Linked DNA regions of Homo sapiens: region 2 is linked to region 1. A link is a loop called in an ENCODE intact Hi-C map of the cell type or tissue named here. Cell type or tissue: IMR-90. All regions are shown on one strand. Links, peaks and the distances in the headings refer to the core of each region. The heading gives the core; the rest is flanking DNA. Region 1 overlaps LOC105369474 (a long non-coding RNA gene). Region 2 has its middle 290 kb from the start of LINC02719.

Evidence for each region. A loop is a pair of places that touch in the nucleus more often than their neighbours do. Peaks named below come from ENCODE experiments on the same cell type or tissue, not always from the same donor. Only the 100,000 strongest peaks of a DNase experiment are listed, where the experiment ranks them.
Region 2: it touches region 1 in a loop (5-fold over the local background); 4 of 110 quality-filtered maps call a loop at or near these places.

Annotation. Positions count from the first base shown.
Region 1 is chr11:106,373,476-106,381,318 of GRCh38, reverse strand. The region is part of intron 2 of LOC105369474 (a long non-coding RNA gene); the gene reads right to left. Among named protein-coding and RNA genes, the nearest start is that of LINC02719, 250 kb to the right of the region's middle. In IMR-90, for the core only: no CTCF peak of the experiment used is centred there; no DNase peak of the experiment used is centred there.
Region 2 is chr11:106,420,793-106,428,635 of GRCh38, reverse strand. No RefSeq gene overlaps it. Among named protein-coding and RNA genes, the nearest start is that of LINC02719, 290 kb to the right of the region's middle. In IMR-90, for the core only: no CTCF peak of the experiment used is centred there; a DNase peak (open chromatin) is centred at 4,305.

The DNA.
Region 1 (7,843 bases), core at 2,066-6,065:
GAATAAACACATAATATATTCACAAAAATAATGTATCTTTATAAATAACTAACTGTACAAGACTGACACAATAATGACAAGAAGGACATTAATTTACATATTTTCAAATAAAAATGGCTTAATAGAAAACAGCTAGGTTCTCCAGTCTGTTTCTGCATTCAGTCTGTTACCATCTAATACTGGAAACTCCACTGTACACTCATGAGAAAATGAAAAGAAAAAAAGGCAAAAAGCATTTTAGTATTACTAGGAAGTAGTTTTCACCTTGTGAACTTCCTGAAAAGGGTTAAGGAATCCCCCAGAGTTCCTGGGACCACATTTTGAGACCCATTAGCTTAAAAGATGAGAAGTTGCCTATGGATGCCTCCTCCCCACCAAGTGACACACTGTCTGGGAATAAAGAGGAGACTGGAAGAATAACTCTAAGAAAACTTCCATCACTGTACATTTTTCCCAATGCTGATCTTGGCTATGAGTCTCTTGGCCAGCTTTCGTTGACTCTCCATGTCAAGGGCAGTTATGGGATGGTACCGAGCATTCCAGGTATGACTGGAAGCTGGAATTCACCTCCTATTGTATACTCTACTCTTACACATATCTCAAGCTTTCAGTCAAAATAAAAGAAAGGTTAATCCTCCCAAGACACTTAGAGCTCCCTCATCTCCCAAGTGGCCACAGATACCCTTAAAAGTGGAGCCAGCCCCTCTCTGCCCAACATCTACTCACCAAAACCCACTTGTTCTATCCCACTGTCTTCAACCACATTTTTGACCAGGGTTTGCCTTTCTCCATCAACCTTTAGACTGATTGTTTGTTTGACTTAACTATTTTGCTCTAGATTTTACTCACTTCTACTCTGGATACCCCATTTAGTCCTTCCCTTAGTACCACTCCCTAGAGTGAGCTGCCATTTCTGACCCAATTCAATTCCAAGCCCAGAGTTCCGAAGCCTGGCTGGAGTCAGAGCACTGCTCTTTCCCTCCTCATCCTTGACTGGGCAATTGAAATAAAATTAGCATAACGGGGGATTCCGACCACCAGAAACTGTCAAAAAAAAAATTTTACTCTGAAAAAAAAGGTGATTTAGTCCTGTATTTAAACATTCATAACAACTTTCACAAAGTATTTCTCTGTTTGAAAAATAGATTTTCACATGTCACATTTTTAAAGTGTATTTTCCTCTCTCTAAGCATAAGATAGTTTTTAATGAATTGAACAGCTATTTTTTCTAATTAGCTACAAGTCTGCTTCCTTAAAATTGCATGTGAGCAAGTGAGTGGTAATGGATGGTGCTTGAGTGATCTTATAATGGCAACACGCCTTGACCTGGGAGGCCTAAGGCTGCTTTAGAGTCTCAGAGTTTCAGATGGAATGATCTGATATGAGGAAGATAGGGTGAAGCAACTGCTGTGGAGGCTGACTTAAATTAGACTGCAGAAGTTAAGAAAGAAATGTTCTGATTACTGGGAAGTATCTGCACTGTGGCATCACTGTCATATTTTTAACCAGTCATGACAGGTAGTTATTATATTTTAAGTTTCAAATTTCCTCAATTCCTATTATTGCTAAATCACACCTTAATAAAGTCTCTCAAGATGGGTTAGACAGGTGTGATCCAAAGAAATACACCATCAAAATGTAAGAGGTAAAAATTCTTTAGTCTTTGCCTCTACATAGAAAATAGCAAAACAATAAAAAAAAAAGCCACAAAATAACCACACCTCATCTGCTCTTTTGATCTCACTTGGCCACTGTACGTTAGAAACCTGTGAGGCAGAAAGTGGGAGTGGGGGGAAGGGGGGGTCTCTGTGTAACACTTAGAGAGATCTTGAACAGCTTCCTAAGCAAATGGTGACATAAAGTCCCCAGTGAGGTGAGCAGAGGAGCTACCAATTTCCCAGGGACAACCATCTTGAAAGAGAGCCTTCCTTCTTTAACTGACAGCATGGGGCGCTGGTAAGTTATGGTTTTGGTTACTTAAGCAAGCCAGGAGTCACTTGGAGTCCAACATTCAATCATAACTAGACTTTAGTGGAATTTATAACATAAAGAACTACAGGCAGGTTATCAATGCTCCTCTAACTACCCAATCATATTCAAACTTGGTGGCAATTTCTCGTAAGCAAATTTTGATATGTGTGATATGAGACTAATTGGGAAAGTTGGTAAATTTAGGATTGGTAGAAAGAAATGGATTTTTCACCCCTTCTAGTGACTCAGGGGCTCTTGGTTTAAGCAGTGTTTTCCCTTTATGGATTAATTTACATAAATCAGCAGGCAAGACCCTCTTTGAACAAATAATCTACAGGATGATGCAATCAAACAACAGTTGTCTCTATGATTCTGTACTTCTCCTCTTATCAAAGAAAAGGCAAAGCCTGCAGAAGACTCTCACTGGGAGGAGACAATTGCCGTAACTGAAAAGAGAATGCCAGACTGGAAGGGGTTTCCCGTGATTGAGTGAGGGTGAGGAGGAGGAGGACAGGAAAGGAGAGATAAAGCAGTAACAAGGCAGATGCACAGAGCCAAGGTCTTTAGAGGAATAGGTATCAGAAATGAGAAGGGGAATCAATGCTAGGAAAAGCAGTCATATACAGGGGGAACAGACCAGAGAGACCACTAGGAAGCTGCAGGTAAGGTTTCAGTGTTCTGCAACAGAAGGAGGACCAATGAAAGAATTAGGAGCCAGAGATAGGTACCTGAGGGTGGGGTTGATAAAGACAGAAACGGTAGGATGATTATCTGACTGCAGCCACCTGTTTTCTTTCCAACCCAGGCTCATTTTACATAGGCAGTACTCCTTAATTTCTACCTGGCAGAGAATTATTTTCAAAAAGAACTAACATAAATACAATACGTATATATTATATTACAAAAATATTACATATTCACATAGATAAATATAAAAAGCTTAGAAAAGAGAAGACAGAGATTTTCATCCAATATACTGAAGTCTTTTTAGGAAACATAAGATCGGCCAAATAAGAAAAAGAAGATCCTCCCAGCTCAGACCTACAGAGAGAATAATGATGAATGCTGGGGGCGAGGAAGCATCAACCATGTTATCTTTTCAAACTGAATGCTGCACACTCTGTTAAATGAAGGGGTGGAGGGGCAGATGTTGCTACACGGAACATATAGATGGCTTTAAGAAATTCTTATAGAGAAGAGTTTTATGAACAGGACTTCCCAAATGTTTAGCTTCTTTCTCCTCTCCCTACCCTGCTCTGATTATTTTTATTAGATTTTTAAATATCTATATGGAGTTTTTTAGTATTAGATTGCTCTGCTGTAATCTTCTACCATTCTCTACACTCAAAGACCCGAAAAAACCTCCAGTGCAAGTGAGAGAGAAATTGGTTTCATTACTTTTTTCTCAACCATCCTGTAAATCATCAGTGTAGGTAACTGCAGTAATTTCCAGCCTAGCATGTACCTTTTTCCTGTGTGATAGGATTAAAACCTAGTCTGTCATGCTACCCTGTTATAGTTTATAGATTGAATTTATCCCTTCACTATCTGCATTTGATTAAACACTATTTCCATTTTAGTTCTGACTAGATCTCTTTTCCTTTGCTATCTCACAAGGGATTTTGCAACACAACTCTTTTTTATTGTTGGGTAAGTATAGGGTTATTTCTGGAATGTAGCATGCTATAGAACTTATAATTTTTATGTGTTATATATTTCTAACTTCTTTTAAAAAATGGATATCTCCCTTGTTTTATGATAAAAATAGAAGTTTTGGGAAAAAATGAGAAAATGATTTGTTTGATCTCTTTAAATGACTTGAGAAGGTTTTAAATTGTGCCAAAAGGCCAGGTGCGGTGGCTCATGCTTGTAATCCCAGCACTTTGGGAGGCCAGGGCAGATGGATCACGAGGTCAAGAGATTGAGACCATCCTGGCCAACATGGTGAAACCTGTCTCTACTAAAAGTACAAAAATTAGCTGGGTGTGGGGGCATGTGCCTGTAGTCCCTGCTATTCGGGAGGCTGAGGCAGGAGAATCTCTTGAACCCAGGAGGTGGAGGTTGCAGTGAGCCAAGATCGTGCCACTGCACTCCAGCCTGGCAACAGAGCGAGACTCCATCTCAAAAAAAATTTAAAAAAAAATTGTGCCAATAAATCTTCCTTTCCTAATGTTCAGCATCAATCTGAAAAACAATATTATGATGCAGAAATAGGAACTTTCGGATTGATCCCTGAATGCAGGTTAGGTGAGTTTGGAATAACCATGCTACATTTCCCACTTAATATTAAAAAATATATATTTGTTTTGACTATTCCAGAATCCTATTTATAGAAATCAAAGTTAAGAATACCATTCAAATGAATTGGCCCCTCTTTTAAGAGGCAGGAAAATGTCCCAGTTGGCAATGCTGTTAGTGTCGATATCAATACTTCCAAAATGAAAACAATGGCAGAGCTGGGAAAAGAGGTCTCTTCAGCATTAGGCAGCATAACAGGAGGCCAGAATGAATCCTGTTTCCCTTTTTCATGTTTCTCTTGACTCTTTTGCACCTTTATAAAATGTCTTTGAAATACACTGTGGGATCAAATGTGTATCTCTCATGTTTACCATGCCTTATTTCAAAAGCCCAACTCCCTGTTTTGAAACATCTCCCTTCAAATAACACCTCCTCTTCTAAACAGCCCAGGAAATGTACACTATGCATAGGCAAGATCCCCTCCATCTCTGCTTCACTCTATTCTACTCAGATATGCTCATATCCCCAAAGCACTTAATATAAGGCTGTAGAAATGCAAGTTGTCTGGAAAGAGAAAAGTGCACAACAATCCTTAAATCTTTACATTTCAGAGGAAGACAATACATTTTGCAATAGTTTCTATTTTCATTAGCCATAAAATTTTCCAAAAAATAGAAAAACCAGAAGATGTGGATGTATGCCTCATTTTGGTCACCAGGAAACTAGCAGGAGCCTTCATCATAAATTCTTTAAGAGGGATAGCCTATTCTCTAAATAATGTGCCTAGTCTACGGGGAATTTTGCTCCAGTGTTGCTCATCATAACTTTCTCTGAGTGTGAAGGTCCTATTTGTCTTTCGTTTCCATTACATTGACCCTGTTCCACTAGAAACAATGGCCTAAGTACTGTTCCAGACACCAGAGCTGAAAACGTGTCTATTTTTCCCTTTGGTGAAGGTTTGATGGGGCCTCTCACAGTCAACTTTGGATATGTAAAATTGGATATGCCTATTAAATGTCAACTGGATGTGTTGAGGTAGCTGGATACCTTCTTGTATGGCAAAAATATTCATTCATGTATAATTCTTGCATTAAATATTTGCTAATCATCTACCACAAGCCAAGTAACATTTTAAACATTCTTCTGCTCTTGTAGAGGTTTAAATTCTAGGGGGATATCTAAAGTGCCCATCTCTTCCCTGTTTGTCCAGGACATCCACCAGTTTTAAAACTCAAAGTTCTGTGTTCTGGGCCCTCCCTTAGTCCTGGGCAAATTAAGATGGTCATCCTAGAGAGAATTTGTTTATCAACAGGACTTTTATAGAAAACAAGTCTTAAAACTCTGGTAGGGGAGCTCAGGAAGTCTTTTTCAGTAATAGTTTAAATTGATTGTTGTGGGAAAATCTCATAGGTACTGGCCCATGTGTACAAACCTCACTCTATAAAGAACACTGGCTTCCTTTAAACCCTAACTTTGTACCTGGCACTCACGGAGGGCTTGAGATAAAAATTTTTATTTTTATTTTTTTGAGATGAAGTATCACTCTTGTTGCCCAGGCTAGAGTGCAATGGCACGATCTCAGCTCACAGCAACCTCCGCCTCTCGGGTTCAAGCCATTCTCCTGCCTCAGCCTCTGCAGTAGCTGGGATTACAGGCATGTGCCACCATGCCCGGCTGATTTTGTATTTTTAGTAGAGATGGGGTTTCTCCATGTTGGTCAGGTTGGTCTTGAACCCCCAACCTCAGGTGATCTGCCCACCTCGGCCTCCCAAAGTGCTGGGATTACAGGTGTGAGCCACCATGCCCAGCTGAGATAAAATTTTAAATAAGAAAATTTCCTTTAAGTTCATCCTCTTAATCATCTTTTTACCTCCTTAAGTACATAATATTCCCACACCTCCATCTTTCCCAAGGCACCACCGTTTGGCCCCACAAGCCTCATTACTCTCCTCTAAGCCTTTGAACACAAAAGCTTTCTCCCTCCACATGGCAGCCTACTATCAATTCTTCCAGGCTCACATCATCTATTGCATCATTAGTGATGCCTTCTCCATTTCAGCGCACTCAAATGAATACCTATCTACATTCTGTTTTCATGGCAGTTTTTACTAGCTTTTATCAGAGTGGTGATTATACTTAAACATAATCATGTGTTTCTATATCTACTTCTAATATGTGAGTTCCTTCAGGCAGGAAAAATATATCCTTTACCTCTGTCTCCCCACCTGTATATAGAAAGTGTTTTGGACTTCTGTTTTCAAAAATGTGAAAACTGAACTGCCTAAAAGGCACCTGGAAAATGTTAAATAAACTATTACAGGCAGTATTTTAAATGCACGTTTCAGTTGTCAAGAAAGTAAGAGAAGTCCTCAGGGATCGGAAACAAAGAAGAAACTGAAAGAGTGGGAAGTGTGAAATAACACTGGGGTTATCGAGTCTCTCAGCCTCAGAAACCAAAGATTTTTAGGTTTCAATGGCCACTTAGGGACAGAAAAATCGGCCTTGGTTTTGAGCAATGTGGGGAGTTGGAACTGATATGCCTGAAAAGTTTCTCAACCCTTGAAGCGTTATAACTTCATGAAAAGGTGGAAAAGAAAATTCATCCACCACCAATAGTTGAGGTATGAGAAGCCTGTCTGTTTAAACAGTGCAGTTGGTCATAAAAAGCATATATAGGCCTCTCTTGAGAATTAAAATTGTAGGCCTGTTCTTACCCAATTTTAACATATGCATTTATATTACCTATGGGATCTAGGAATCCCCAAACCAATAAATTAATCAAAAGAAACTTGTTACTTCTCTGACTTTATCTTTCCTCACTTAGTAATTTATCTTTATTTTTCCTCACTTAGACAGCATCCATGCTGTCTTCTTGCCTATTGCTCGAAAATACCAGCCATATTTGTTCTCTTCTCTCTCTTCTCATTCTCTTCTCTGTCTTGAATTTCTTTTCTGTATATGTGTACTGAAAATTTCCTTGCCCAATAAAACCTTTGCTAAAATGTCAGCTTCTCAATGAAGTCTTCTCTCACCACTCAATTTAAAATTGCAACCTATCCACTCCTTCTAATCTCCTAATCCTCATTCACTTTTTGCTGTTGTCCAAAAGACTTATCACCTTCTAAATAAAAAAAAAAAAAACTTACTTATTATCCACCCTCACTAGAACTTACCTAATACCCTCCACCCCACTAGATTGTGAGCTCAAGGAGGGCAGGAATTTTGTCTTTTATATTTGCTTATATATCTCAATCAACTGGAAAAGTGCCTTGTACATAACAGGTTCTCAGTATAAACATTTTAGTCAATGGAATGAAAGAATTGATAATAAGAGAATCCAGCAGAACCCAGTGTAAACCTTCTCTGAAGAATAAGACTCAAGTCTGACCTACAGGATTCACATGAATAAAGCCTCTTTGGACTAGTTGAAAATAAAATAAATTATAAATTAAATGAACAAATGACAACTGACCCCACATAGACCAGGTATAGATACTCTTATGTACTTCAGATAATGGAATCACTGGATACAGATATAAAACAAGCATGCTTATTGATTGAAGATATAAAATAAGGTCTTAATGGAAAAAGAATTGACATATTTTAAAAATAACTAAATGGTGATATAGAAAAT
Region 2 (7,843 bases), core at 1,839-5,838, 48 kb before region 1:
TAGTCAATTAAAATATCTCAAGCTCCCATGGAGTCTAACTGCAGAAAATCCAATACCCTTTTGCCTCTCACGTTCAGATTAGGACTCCTGCTTATAGCAGCTCTGTTGATCCCTTCCTGCCATGTTACCAGAAGCAATATTGCAATATGTCAAGAGCATGGACCTGACACTTCCTAACGGAATGCTCTTGGGAAAGTTATTTAATCTTTCTATGTCACACTTTCCGCAACTACAAAATGCTGACAACTAATTATACAACCCTAATGGCATGTTCATTCATTCATTCCACAAATATTTATTAATCACCTATACAATGTGCTCACTGTATCAAATTCTCAAAGAACCTGTCTCCTGCAGAAAAAAAAATTGTTAAAATCATATTTTGAAATATTTGAAATAATAATATTTCATCTAAAGAAGACAACCTCTTACTTTATTGTGCAGAATAATTTTGATCTTCTTTGACTTGTGTTGGCCAAACTAAAAAGCCTATTTTAATGTTTTCTCAGAATGAAGAAAAAGCAGACAATCGAACTTCCCACTCCCACACCATCTACACACACTAAAAAAATCTGTCTAGACTGTGGAAATGTTTACTGGTAGACTTACTTAACACCACATTTTTCCTCATTATATAATTAATTGTGATGAGAGCCAGCAGGATGGGAGGCTTGTGGTGTGTGTTTGTTTGTGTGTGTGTGTGTGTGTTTGCTAGTGTGATGTAAATTATGAGTAGTTTAGGACATATTGAGCTTCAAGTGCCAGCAGCATTTTTTTAATAAAATTGTTCAGAAGGCATTTAAATTGGAAATGTGTTTCTTTTATTTTTTTAAATAGTCGCATAGAGTATACTAGAAACTGATTTTGAGAAACTAAGGATATAATAAGTGAACAACAAATGCTAGTTGAATGGTTTGAAATTAAGAGCTCTGTGTTTCAGAAAATAGAAATAGAGAAACAAAACTATTTAGAGTTAATTCAAGAGAAATCTATTCAGTCTTAGAGTCAAAACTCCTCAATAATTTCCACTTGTCTATTAAAAACTTTGAATCCTTAGCCCAGCATTCAAGATCCTCAGTTAGCTGGCATTCTTTGCCATGTCTAACACTTACTTACTTAATTATCCTTAGCTCCAGCTGATCTGGAAATCTCATACCTCTATCTTTATGTTTTCAAATTCTCTCCTAAATCTAGAAATACTGATCTTTTCCAGACTCCAAATATCCAGTTCTCCTCCATCTATCGAAGGCCATATTTTCCACAAATATTTTCTTACTGATTCAAAATAAACTGTCTTATCTATCCCCTCTCTGAACTATCATAGTGATTGTATCTAAATATGGCAGAATCCCATCTTTCTGTGGGTAACCAATATTGATGACATAAATCTGTCATTCTCACAAATAGTTTATAAACTCTTCAAGAATAAGAAATCATTTGTGATTCCTCCATAGTTTCTGACATATGGTAGATATTTAATAAATGTTGGTTAAACGACCAGAAATATACCTGTTGCTCTGGACAAATAAAATTTGTGAGTTAAAAACTGATTTCTCAAACTCACTCTTAGATTTTTACCAGGATTATTATTAAATTATTTTATACCAATAATATCTATACCATAGCATTTTTTCAGAAAATAATGTTAGCCTCCATTTTGTTCAGAAGTAAACATATCCTAACTTTTTCAGTGCCTCAAGCATTTTTCAAGGTAGAGGCAGCCATGACTAATACACTGAGGTGAGTCAAGAAGAAAGCAAGACCCAGAACTTCAAGCCACATCAATTCAGTGGAGTTTTTAACAGACTGTATTTTTTTAAACCATGAATTTTGAAATATGCAATGCTATACCATTTCTTACTTAAATGGTTTCAGGTCAAATGTCTATAAGCTTTAATAGAAATTCTCCAAAAGCAGTAATACCATGTCCAGGGTTTTCAGTGGGTGTTCTCCATATTGTGGTGTGCTGCCCAGATATTCCCTTCAGGACAAAGGTACATATTCCCCCAGCTGCCAGGAGTATTGGCTCCTGGCAGTTCACACTTTTGTTTCTCCCTAGGAATTGCCATCAACCAAAGGGAGCTATGTTGCTCATGATGACATCCCATCCACCGTAGCAGCCTACATTCAATGACTGGTTGAAGTGGAAGAACCACAGCCCAGTTTGGGAAACTCTGAAGATCTATGCCAGCTTCAGAGCTCCTTGTGCAAACAGCCTCTGTTTTGTCATTGCACCAGAATTCAACTTCTTATACCCACTCCAGCTTCCCTCAATCCCTCATAATTTTTGCTCTTAGCACAAATACCAATATATTACTTGCATATGCATCGGCATCTCAAGTCTATTTCCAGGGAACCCAGCCTAAGACACGAAAGAATACCATGATTAAGTAGGCAATAAATAAATGTACTTTAAATACTCAAAGGTTTTAAATTGTTTTTTCATAGACCATATAAAGTTATTTATTTTTCTTAAAGTGCTGGAACAAGATAAACTGTAAATGTTTACTAAGGCGGTTTTCATGCATGGTATTCCAATTTTCAATTCATGACTCCTACACTACATAAGCAAAGCCTTCAGAAATGTCAAGTGATCAAATACGGCAGACACAGAACCTTCCAACTAGTGAACTGACATCTAGTCAAAATATGAAAAACCAAACTAGTGACATTGAATTTCACTCCAGGATATTCCAACATGAATAAAGATGCTAGCAATTTCTTCCCCAACAAAAATACATCAAGAAAACACAAACAGAAAAATTATCTTACTAAAAGCAAAGCTATCATAAAAATGTGAGAGGAATCTAATCAGGTTGTTTACTTATTTTCCATATTATCTGCTTCAACCCTCCAGCCTGTTTTTTGCTGAGTAACAGGCACCCATATTCTTCCCATTGCTAAATTCTATATGCCATTGTTGCGTGATTCTCCTCAATTTTTTGTTTTATTTATTTTTAGATGGAAGCAATTGGCAGCTGACTAATAACAATTTTCATATACTGCAAAACAATACATAATGAAGAGATTTTATGAAATTGTATAAAAACCCAGGAATACTTGACATTGTCATAGTGCAAAAAAAAGAGGTAATTTTTATTGACTCTAAGGAATTTAGAAATACATAATAATTATACTAGCTATTCATTTTAATAACAGTAAGATTATCAATAAAAGCTCTATCAAAAGATGGTAGAAAAACGAAATTTTTAATCCCAATACAATTTTGCTGCAAGCTGCCCTCATAGCAGAGGGTCAGTACTTGAATTATGATACAAAAGCTTGATGATTCATCAGGAAATTTACTTGGGAAAGCATGATTTATGAAAAAAAACTTTTCATTATATGTAAATGAATTTAAATGCTTCTTGGTAGTGCCTGTGTCATTTACGACATTTTATGACAAGCTCAGAAATACTCCTATGCAGTAGCATTGAAAGCACAATCACGTATATTTCAGCATATTTCCGATTCTGTTATATTAAAATATGTGAAAAACCGAGAAGAGAAAACTAGCAGAGAAGAAAGGGTACGATATTATACTGTTAAGGGTTTAATTTTAAAAATGACAATCCATTGATGAAAACAATAGTGCACTTGATGAACAAATAGATCACCTTCCTGTTACAGCCTGTGCTAAGGATTAACCAATTGCTCTTGCCAGGACTAAAATGAATATAGGTGTATGAGTTACAAGCTGGTGAAATTCAAAGATTTCTCTTCCCACTCAGGTAGTACTTTAGTGGAACTGTTAAATACCAGAAAAGAAAAAAAAATGCTGCACAACTAAGATGGAACAAAAAACTACACCATCCAGCACTGGCAAGCTGTGACTTAGGTGTTATGTGGCAGAGAACGTTTAGCAAATGGCGGAGGCCTGGTTCCATTGTGTTGCATATGGTGTGTTGCGTTGTGTTGCATTAATTCCCACTTTATAATTTTGATTTTGAGAAGGTAAAATAAGAAAGAGTAAATTCCCCAGGGTAATGAGTCTTCCTCCTCCCATCAACTGAGTAACAGAGTTGCTCAAAATTGCACTATACAAAAAAAAAATAATAAAAAAAAAATCACAACTGTGTGGCTGTGAGATGTTCAGTTTATCAAACTGGAACTACAGTTGACTCCCGATCTGATCTTTGTGTTTTCCATCAGTGAGTCCTAGTAACTTCCCCAGTTCCTCTGTAAACCGAGACCTCCTGGCTCGACAATATTTGGAGGAAAACACTGAAAACTCTGCTGCTGATTTCTACCCCTTGTGATTTAACATTCTGGCATTGGGCCAAAGAAGTCACCAGAAGGCAAATGTGATCCATGCATTAATAAGCATTGAGTCATGGCCACAATCTACATAGCAGGACAACTCCAAAATCTGAAGTCTTCCCTGTTCTATCCACCTTCACCTCTTCCCTCCCCCCTTCCCTCCTGACTAGTTCAGCAGCCTGCTGGCCAGTCTCACTGCCTCCATTGTCTCTACCTGCCTTCTAATTCATCCTGTACATTTTTATAGCTCTAATCATTTTGTAGCAGGATTTCATTTTGTACATTTATTCTTTTTCCTAGGAAATGAACTTCTTGAATGAAAAAGCTATATATTATTTACCTTTTAATTTTTGTTCTGTATAACCCAGGGCATAGAGAAGGGCAAAGTTCCTTAGAGTTGCCAGCAGTAACTAGGGAGTTGGGACCTGGATAAAATGCTGAAGAGGGAGAAAGTGAGATGACAGAGCAGGGAGCCCAGTCAGGAGCTCTGCCATATGTTTTCAGTGATTTGGGATAAGGTTCCCAAAGCCCTACATCTTACATCTTGGAGCCCAGGATAGACTGGACATTAAAAGAATTTATGTTAAATTAATGAATAAGTGGAGGAGTGATTTACCAATAGAAACTTTCCTATCAGGGGAATTAGTGTCATTTTCTAAAATGCTTGCACAATAAATAAATGCTTTCAATAATAAAGGAAGTATTATTATTGAAACGCATTTCATCTTAGACCAAAGGGGCCCAGTGTCTTCAGTTGGCACCCTGAGTATGCAAGCCTTACCAAATCCTTGTAACCAACGTCTTGTAGTTTCTTGAAGGCTACACAGAAACATAACTATCCTGTGTGTCATTCATTTAACAGAAGTCAATATATTTGCTGATTTGGTGCAAAGTATAAGTGGAAGGTAATTGATTCATGTTTATTTCTTCTCCCAAAATTTGCTTCTCAAAAGGGTTTTAGTTCTGTCATCATGACATGGCCCCTTCCTACTTGGTTTCCATCCTCATCTTTGCTACGCCCCCAAATACCTACATCTCAGCCATTCTAAACTAAAACTTCCAGAGTACGTCTCGACCCACTCACTTCTCAGCCTAGAAAACCTTTCTCTGCTTAATTATTCGCAGATTAAGCATCATATCACCTGTAAGGTGATCAGCATCTGTGACTGACTAGGCAGGTTTAGGAGACATTCCCCTCTGCGTTATCACACCGGGTACTGTGTGTTTATTGTAGTGCTTTTCACACTGTACTGGGCTTACTGTGTATTTGTCTTCCACGCCTACTAGAATGTAAGATTCTTGATGCTAAATATTATGTCTATCATGTTGGCATTTTCAGCCTGTGGCATTTTTAAGAGTGTACTAAAAAATATTTATTAAATATATGATTCAGTGAATGGTCCCAAATAATTCATTTTGGAAATTTTTAATAGCAGACATCTTTAACGGAACTTAAGAGATAGTGGTGTCAGGGGATGCCAAAGGTGCCTTTTGTAGTCCATCCCTTCCACCAACATCTAAAGGCTGACCTCCTTCTCAACCAGGAAAACTCATTACTTCCTGATACCTGCAGACTCCACTTGGCTCAGATTCAGTGTGCAAAACAGTTTATAGCTGACCTATTTCATTTTTCTGTTTGTCATGGGCTTCTTACCAGCCAGTGAAAGATACTCACTTTAAAAAACTAAGTGATAGGCTGGGTGCAGTGGCTCACGCCTGTAATCCCAGGACTTTGAGGCTGAGACAGGTGGATCATGAGGTCAGGGGATCGAGACCATCCTGGCCAACATGGTGAAACCCCGTCTCTACTAAAAATACAAAAATTAGCTGGGTGTAGGGGCGCATGCTTGTAATCCCAGCTACTTGGGAGGCTGAGGCACAAGAATCGCTGGAACCCAGGAGGCAGAGGTTGCACTGAGCCGAGATCACGCCAATACACTCCAGTCTGGCGACAGAGCAAGACTCCATCTCAAAAAAAAAAAACAAACAAAAACAAACAAAACAAAACTAAGTGATATTACACAGCAGTTCACCAAAACTATTTTTCCCAATTTTTGACTAATTAATGTGAACAAGGCTGGCTTACCTCCCCTGTAACAAGAAAAATATTATGTACTAGAGATAATATTATTATTTGGTCTCACTTGTGTCTAGTACAGTGCTGGGCACCCAGTGAATTTCTGAAATAGAAACAGATTGGCTAGCTAATCCCTGCACGGCTGAGCTATGGGATTCAGGAATACCTGGGGCATTGAAATCTGATATCTCCCAGCACATTCAACAGACTCTGAATTCCAGATGAACCAGGCCACCTCTGAGAGCACACACTGAATGATGCAGCCATCTGGAAACTGACTTTTTAATTTCTCTGTGCAGTAGAGGTGAAATGAAAGTTCAGCTACAAATTTAAATGCTTTTAATATGATTAGAGGCTATTAAATATTTAAGTGTGAATTAAACTGATATTTGTGTAGTGACAAGTAGAGTATTGAAACCAGGGAAATGATCCCTGGTTTCTATCTCAGATAAATCTTGTCTCTGGCTTCACTGTATAGGAATTCAGAGGCAAACCAAGGATTTAAAAGTATGTCCTAATTCTTCAGATGAACAATACCATCTATAAATTGGATAAAAGGATTTGAAGACTTTAATATGTGACTAACTCTTCCATCTATATACTGGAAATTAGGAGTTAATGACTTTGAGGCCTGGGAAGTAAAATAGCAGACACATACATGATGACACCCACAAGAACTGAGAAAATTTTTTAAAAGAATATTTTTTTCTTCTCCTTCCTACCCTCAAAACCATGGTGTCTTGTGCCCAGGAGCTAATCTGCTAAACCAAAAGTTTATTGTCAGAAGGCTGCTTCTCACATACAGTGTGCTTTTCCCATCTTCATAACTTGGCTTTGGCTCTTTCCTCTCCACAGAATGCTCTTCTGGTATATTCTTTCACTCCCTGTTGTTCTTGATAACTTCCACTTCATCTGCTAGCCTTAGTCCAGTTGTCTTCTTCTGCAGGCATCTTCTGGTGATTCCTCCTCCAGGCTCGTACAGCATGGGGAACATAGAACTGGCTTCATGTGCGGCAATAATATTTTGTTACTATGCATTTTTGTAAGGTTCTCTTTGATCTCTTTGATGCAGGGACTCTCTCAGGTTCATCTTTGTATCCCTATTACTTAGCACAGTGTTTCACACACAGTAGATGCTCAATAAACAGTTGCTGAATTGGACAACACAAAATTTCCCATTACCTTTCATGTCTTTCCTTCACTGCTACTTTTCTCTTCATTAGAGCCTCTTTCTTCAGGGTGCAGTAATCAGTTGTGGACCCTGAGTTCCAAAACACCCATCAAAACTGCTAACAGGCCATGTCCTGTCAGTGAGCCCTGCTTCTGGCTCATCTCATGCACATTCTCATCACACCAATGAGAACCTTAACACTCTCCTTGTTGACAGCCTTGATTTTGTAGATGGCCAGAGGGTTCAGCACTTACTCATAAAAAGTCACCCAGCCAGTTGGTGACACTACTGAATAGAGAGCCTAGTTATACCATTTTTAATTTTAAACTCTTCAC